Linked DNA regions of Homo sapiens: region 1 is linked to region 2. A link is a contact called in ENCODE Hi-C or POLR2A ChIA-PET data. All regions are on one chromosome and are shown on one strand. The core of a region is the stretch at or near the end of the contact, and the rest is flanking DNA. Distances in the headings are between cores, read along the strand shown. Region 1 overlaps FRMD3 (FERM domain containing 3). Region 2 overlaps FRMD3 (FERM domain containing 3).

The links. Hi-C counts contacts between places; a loop is a spot of excess contacts on that map. ChIA-PET counts read pairs that join two places held with the same protein, here RNA polymerase II (POLR2A). Pooled maps may share reads with other maps.
Region 1: a map of PC-9 shows a loop between it and region 2 (9-fold over the local background). The contact joins two enhancer-like sites. A Hi-C loop is called at or near these places in 12 of 168 maps with a recorded cell type or tissue (HCT116, HepG2, PC-3 and 5 more), 1 of 37 single-sample maps with no recorded cell type and 8 of 50 pooled maps. POLR2A ChIA-PET finds 5 or more read pairs at or near these places in 2 of 52 experiments (OCI-LY7 and activated CD8-positive, alpha-beta memory T cell).

Annotation. Positions count from the first base shown.
Region 1 is chr9:83,430,810-83,434,381 of GRCh38, forward strand. All of the region lies in intron 1 of FRMD3 (FERM domain containing 3), which reads right to left. Among named protein-coding and RNA genes, the nearest start is that of FRMD3, 110 kb to the right of the region's middle. RefSeq lists a silencer at 1,465-1,759. Within about 2 kb of position 1,547, at least 22 of the 41 ENCODE cell types and tissues checked have a DNase peak (open chromatin) inside an H3K27ac peak, as active enhancers do; they include PC-3, PC-9, gastrocnemius medialis and 1 more, where a contact is called at or near this core.
Region 2 is chr9:83,470,273-83,474,035 of GRCh38, forward strand. All of the region lies in intron 1 of FRMD3 (FERM domain containing 3), which reads right to left. Among named protein-coding and RNA genes, the nearest start is that of FRMD3, 66 kb to the right of the region's middle. RefSeq lists enhancers at 3,161-3,320, 3,371-3,460. Within about 2 kb of position 2,104, at least 9 of the 41 ENCODE cell types and tissues checked have a DNase peak (open chromatin) inside an H3K27ac peak, as active enhancers do; they include PC-3, PC-9, gastrocnemius medialis and 1 more, where a contact is called at or near this core.

The sequences.
Region 1 (3,572 bases), core at 297-2,796, 40 kb before region 2:
TGGCTCAGCATGGCATCACCCCTGTGCAGGGAGCTGGCTGGAGAGGAGTAACAAACAGCTGTCCCTGTGGCCAGGCCACCCACCCTGCTCTCTGGCCACATTCATGCCTGCACCACTTAGTTCCTTTAGATCACCTATCTGACCCCTGTAGGAATTTGATGCTTTGGCCCCTCATATAAACAATGAGGTCTTATTGTAATTCCGTGGTATTAGAGCCCTGTGATAGGCAAAGCATGTCCAGCAAGTTCATTCTGAGCAAAACATCCTTTTAGGTGAGATCCATTGGCCCTTTATTGAACTCATGGAAGGAGCACGTTCATTTCAGATTGTACATTTCCAGCTTCTTGGGAATGTCCAATAGCGTGGATGTTTGAGAACATCAGCCAGTTCAGATGTACGCCTTCCCTCATCTAACTAGTCTCCCTGCCATAAATGAATATGACATTGGTATAATGTATTTCGTGTTTTGCACAATGAAACTAGCACCACATGTGCTTCCAAATGCTCATTATTCCCATGTGGATAATTTATTCTCCTACATTTTCAGGGATATGAGTTAGAATGACTTGTTATGCCCTCCAAAATCATCTTTGTTTTCTTAAAAATGCTAGGACAAACTGAATTAAAATCTAAAATTTTTAATTTATCTTAATTAATACTCTAGCCTTTCCTTCCTTATTCTATTCTGATTTTTTTCCCTATTCTAACTTTTTACTTTGTATTTCACAAGGTATAATCTTAAACAGTTTTGTGGTTAAGTTTAGCGTTTTTTTTTATGAGATGAAACATTTGACTTCTCTGCTATTTTAGGTTCTGAGAGTATCAGCTTTTGCTGAAGGTATAAAGGTGTCAAAAGTGTCACTTGTCCTTCTCTTGTCTCTGATTTGTTGACCATGAGGCCCTTTTTAACTTCCCCAATTGCAGCTCCCTTACTATTTTGTCTTCTCCAGTTTTGTGCCTGCACTTGGTGTTATTTTTCCATACTCTCACCTCCTGACCTGGCCTGAGTTCTAGGTGGAAGTTTCCATTTGCCTTTCAGGAATGAGCTCTTATCAAAAGATCACTAACTCATAAACATGCTTGCTTGCCAGCTGCTGGCACAGCACTCTGCAGAGAGAGGACACTTAGTTCAATGTGGGACTTGGGCTTCTTCAGAGAAACCCTAGCACTCTTCAGAAGGAACCCGTGGCAGCTCGAGGCATAGACAATCCTCATTAGGTACCCAATATTTATTAACTAAACTCTTCACCCAACTCCCTTCCCTCATTGCATTCCCAATCTAGTGGCTGGAAAGGACACTGCCACACACCTGGAAGCAATGGACTTAAAACACGGCATTGCAAGAGTCTTCCCCACATCCGGCCCTCTGGATGCCTAGCCTTGTCCCAGGATGCTGGTTAACTTGTATGATGACAGGGAAGGATGGGCTAGAGTGATATTTTAAGTGCAATCTCCTCCATAAACCACTTCTACAGCTCTGGCCTTGCCACTGAGCCAGGAGCCAAGTCTGCCAGGTCACTATGTTTCCTTTGCCCCAAGGAATCCAGGAAAATACCGAGAGCACTGCCAGATGGCAAGCAGCCACCAAGGCTGCTGGGTGGCCCGGGAGGAATGTGACTGTGTGTCCTTTGTGTGGTGTGGCCCCCTCCCTCAGCCTGGCCAGCCTCTGCTCCCCAGCAGTCCACGCACATTCCAAGGTTTTATGTGTGCATTTCAATGAAGCCCAGCACCCCACCACAGAAAATGTCACCACTGCCTCAGGCCCTCCGGGACTTTTAAAGCTTTGAGCCCAGCAGGTTAAACTTATAAAACAAAGGTCATAGATCACTCATCCAATGCCTGAATAAATATCTGTTTGTAAGTTCAATATAAAAGGAATATAAGTTTAATATGAAAGGAATTCTTCCATTATCCTTTTTTTCTTAAATAGATTTAACAGATTTAAAAAAATTTTAATTTCAATAGCTTTAGAGGTACAAGCATTTTTGGTTATGTGGACAAATTATATAGTGCTGAAGTAGGATTTTACTGCACCTGTCACCCAAGTAGTGTACATTGTACCCAGTAAGTAGTTTTTCATCCTTTACCCTCCTTCTGAGTCTCCAATGTCCATTATACAACTCTGCATGCCTTTGCATACCTATAGCTTAGCTTCCACTTATAAGTGAGAACTAGGTTTTTGGTTTTCCATTCCTGAGTTACTTCACTTAGAATTATGGCTTCTAGTTCCATCCAAGTTGCCAAAAAAGACATCATTTTTTTCTTTTTAGTGGCTGAGTAGTATTCCTTGGTGTATATATACCACATTTTCTTTATCAATGCATTCATCAGTTGATGGGCATTAGGTTGATTCCATATCTTTGCAATTGCTTTTCATTCTTAAAATGTTTCCTTATTATAAAAAAATCTCAAGAGGCTAGGAAGGCAATTAATGCATGCTTAGTTCATGATATTAATAAAGAACATTGGTGGAAGTGAAACTTCACCACATCATAAAATTCTGCATGCTCAGGGATCATAACGGAAGCAGGAGGTTAGGACACCATAAGAAAAAGAGAAGGGGGATTAGGCCTTCCCACAGAACTATGCCTTGTCCCTCTCATGTTTTCCTCACAGGCAAACTCTTCAAAGCAGCAGTCCCCAACCTTTTTGGCACCAGGGACCAGTTTAATGGAAGACAATTTTTCCACGGATCAAGGTGGAAGTGGGGTGGTTTCAGGATGACTCAAGCACATCACATTTATTGTGCACTTTATTTCTATTATTATTACATTGTAATACATAATGAAATAATTATACAACTTACCACAATGTAGAATCAGTGGGAGCCCTGAGCTTGTTTTCCTGCAACTAGACAGTCCAATCTGAGGGTGATGGGAGACAGTGACAGATCATCAGGCATTAGATTCTCATAGGGAATGTGCAACCTAGATCCCTTGTATGCACAGTCCACAATAGGGTCTGCACCCCTATGAGAATCTAATGTCACCACTGATCTGACAGGTGGCAGAGCTCAGGTGGTAATGCCAGCTATGGGGAGTGGCTGTAAATACAGATGAAGCTTCACTTGATCACCCACCACTCACCTCCTGCTGTGCAGCCCGGTTCCTACTGGTCTGTGGCCCAGGGGCTGGGGACCCCTGCCTTAAAGGACTTGTGTCAAAAGTCACCATCTTGCTCTATTCTGCAAATTCCCTCTTGACCACCTCCTCTTTAGGGCAGCAGAGGGCTTCCTGTCTGGAGCTCCAAGCCTGAAAGACATCTGCAGGGAGGCACAGTGTTTCTTCATAAACTTCCTTCCTCAAGCTCACAGGCTTGGCAGTTTGCTTAGTAAATATCAAATTCTCCCCAAACTAAAAAATAAAGATTGCTCCTGGCTAGGTGTACCTTGACCACTGGACTCTCAGTCCTCTGAGCCTCTGATGGAGTTTGAGGTCACTTTTAGGAGACTGTGCCGTGGTCTCCACAGGCAGAAGAAAAAGAATGTGGCCTGTTCTGCAAGGCAGTGGAGTTAGACACAGGGGGACTTCAGTTCACATCCTGGCCCTGGCCCTTCCTGGTTGTGTCACCTG
Region 2 (3,763 bases), core at 854-3,353:
AACTGAACCCAAACTTCCCATTAGAGAGGGGGCGATGGCTTACACGCTGAACTTAGTGTTGATCTGGGCTGCAGTCCTCACCCTGCCATTTTCTATATAAGCTTAGACAAGTTCCCTAACTTATCTGAGCCTCAGTTACCTCAGATCTCTCTCAGAGGGTTGTTTTGAGATTTGAGAGAGAACACATGTAAATCAGCTTGCAGAGTGGCACACAGGGCAGGGGGCCTAGTAAACGTTTATTTGTTAATTTGTTTAAGGGACTATGCTGCTGCCAGAGACTGGATTTGAATTGTCAGCCTCAAAAATCCCCTTGCCTTGTGATAGCTCTCCAATCCTCTGCACACCAATGTGTGCCTAACCCTGAGGCTGACCTTTGATGTCCCAGAAGGGTCCCGATCAGAAGGTCTGGATTCATGAATAGAATACACAAGCTAATCTGGTAGGATGTGGTACAATGATTTTTGATGTCAAAGATGTTTCATGGTGCCTTGCACATTGCAGATGAATAATAAATGAATATTTGCAGGCTGGATTATTCAAAGAAGACTTGGAGTTAACCTGTGAATTTCACTTTAGGGTGATTCTCCTTTTTCTTCACATGCAATAAAAGTGACTGAAGAATGTGATCTTACACAAGCTGGAGCATTTTCCCCCATCTGTTTTAGTTTCTAAATCTTTAAAACTAATTAATGGTTACTAACAAAACATAGAAGCAAACAGCAGTAGAGAACAATTTAATGGTCCTGCCTCAGTACTAGAGGAAAACTGCTCACAGCTAACTCTGTCTCATAAAACTCCAGTTTTAGGGGGGAGAAGGTGACATCCCTCTGCCTCTAGACAGGTGAGAGGAAATTGAGAATAAAAGATGGACCAACACGTACTCCCTCAAGATGATACACTCAGAACAGATTTGACAGCACAGAGAACGGCTCTGGCCTTCTGCTCTGCTGGTCAAACTGGCACAAATACTGAAAAGATGAAGCAGGAAAAAGAAATTGAAACATTCTGGGCAACTTGTAAATTCCTAGGTCTATCAGGGAGTCTAACAACCCATTAGGCAACTGGAAAAACAGGCAACTATCTTCACGGCTCTGCTCCATTTTCTCATATCAATATCTAGCGTTACACAATAATGCTCAGCAGATGACTGAGTTCCTCTTTCACCATTTTGAGCTATCATTCACAAGGGAAGGGCATGAGGACACAGTTGCAGGTCAGTGAGGGTGGGTGGGACACCGGCTTGGGAAACTGAATGCAGGGAGGCAAGGCTGGATGAGCAGGTCCAGGAAAGCCCGTACTGCTCCACACAAAGGAAGAGAGAGCATCAGGAAGAACAGGGACTCATCCTCTCCCTGGAAAAGGGCTAAAAACCAATCATTGCAAATTCACCTTGTTCAAAGCTTCTTTTCTGACCACAATGGGCTAGATGGTCTCTGAGAAGACCTGGGAGGTTTATTTTACCAACAGAAACATTTGTATTTGTTTAAGTGGTGAAGTATGAAACCTCTGTGATGAAATGGCTGCTGTTTTACTGACTGAACCCAAAATTCTCACCAGGGAGCTAGCAATGGCGTCCCACACTGGACTTGGAGTTGATCTGGACTCCAGCTCTGGGCCTGTCATTTCCTAACTATGTAACTTTGGGCAAGTGTCCTAACTCATGTGAGCCTTGTATCCTTAAATCCACCTAAGAGGCTTGTTGAGGTTTGAATGTGAGAATACAAGCAAATCACCTTGTATAGTGACAACACAGAGCAAGGGCCTCGTGAACATTCATTTGCTCATTCATTGAAGGGACTAGGGTGCTACCAGAGATGCCACTGGGAAAAACTCCATTCCCAGCCCTATTTTCCCCAGAACTCACCGCTCAGATTTTAGTAAGCATAGTGCAAAAATAGTGGTCCATGGTCAAATAAGTATAGGAAAAGCTGGAGTCAACAACGTCAAACTAGTTTGCTCACTTGCCCAAGAGCCATAAATAAGCTGATGTGTGCTATGAGCTGCAGAGAAGATCAGGGTGAGGGAAATAAAACCTGCAGCATTTCTCAAGCATAATTCTTCAAGGAACATCTGTTATGACACACACGTGAAACATGCCCCCAAAGAGTTCAGGAAACGCTCATCAGGAACAAAGGTTAGTAATACATGGGAGTGAGTGGCTCACCCAGTCACCCCATGGGATCTGACATTTCCTGACTGGTGTTTACCTAGGTGACAGAGGAGACATTCTGGAGCCAGAAACAATGATAATGCTACCAGGAAAGTAGAACACCACCCAAAGGAACGCCACACCAGCCCAGCCCAGCTCCTCCTCACTAGGGGCCAGCACAATATCCATTCGGTGACTTTTATTTCATGAGAACATATCTCTACCTTTATAAAGCATACTGTCAACAGAAAAGTCAGATTTTCTTACTGAAAGAATCACTTTTTGTGTGAATGGATCAATTTTTCAAAGTGTGAAAACCTGTGCCATGAGAGTTGACTCTGCCACCGATGAGAAGAAAGGATTTGGGGTTATTTCTAAATTTCTCATATAAAATATCTTTTTCGATAGTTTTATGCTGGACTACCTCAAATGCACATAATTTATACTTGCATAAAATGCCAGTAGGCTTTCCTCATAGGCAGTCAAGTCACGAGTGTTCTTTCAAAACTATTCTCTAATCTGCCTCTTCATTTCCCTTCTACAGCCACCAACCCTGCCACACTCACCAGGATTGTGGCGAAACCTCCCAGGCTCCATGCTTACAATATTTCCCCTTCCAACGCTTTCTGCATCCTGCCAGTTTAACCTCCAAAATCAATCATTATTATATTCCTCAAAGACTTAGATGTTCCCCCTTTGTATATGGAATACCCAAACTCAACCTGGCTACTGGCATTTGAGCTTTCTCTCCCACAGGACTCCAGCCCCTAGACTCTTACACCGACATCTCAAGCCCCTGGCCCACCTTGCCTCTTCCCAACCCCCTGCCTCTGTGCACACCAGTCTCCCTGCCAAGTTTGTCCACCCACTCTTGCCAACTCTAAATCCACAAGAACTCCCAATACTTAGGTCCACAGAATCATTCCACATGACTCCGGTCCAGTCCTCCCCTCACCTACCTTCCACAGCAGGTTCTGTGCATTCCATTTAGCCCTTCGCCTTTTATTAACTTCTGTTGCTATTTAATTGTTTCTACTAATATTTCAATGTTCATGTGTCTTTGACTTTCCCCACAAGTAAACTCCAAGTTTCGTAGAAACAGAAAGTACATCATACACTTTCTATCTTAGAAACAGAAAGTACATCATACACTTTCTATCTTAGAAACAGAAAGTACATCATATTTTCTATCTTAGAAACAGAAAGTACATCATACACTTTCGCCAACAAGAATAACATGGAGAGGAGGAAGAGGGCGAATGCACGGGCTAGCTAGTGAACTTAAGTAGGAAAATTCACCCCCCATGAAGGAAAGCATTTATGCCAACGTCCACTTTCCAAAGACATGGGTCTCCTCCCTCATAAATACCACAAGGAATGTACCTTGCCCTCCTTCAAGTTCCAGGCTCATTACTGGCAGAGAAGGAAGCAGGAAAATAAATAAATTGGGGCAGATGTAACTATACCAGATAAGACAGTAAGGTGATGAAATCTTACAGTCATAAACTCCTGCTGAGGTTAACAACTTCTGGCTCTAAATTTTCTTTCCTTTCTTAGAGGTTGTGACTGAGGAGAACTTATGTTTTTGCATTCAATGCTTTTTTGAGAAAAGGG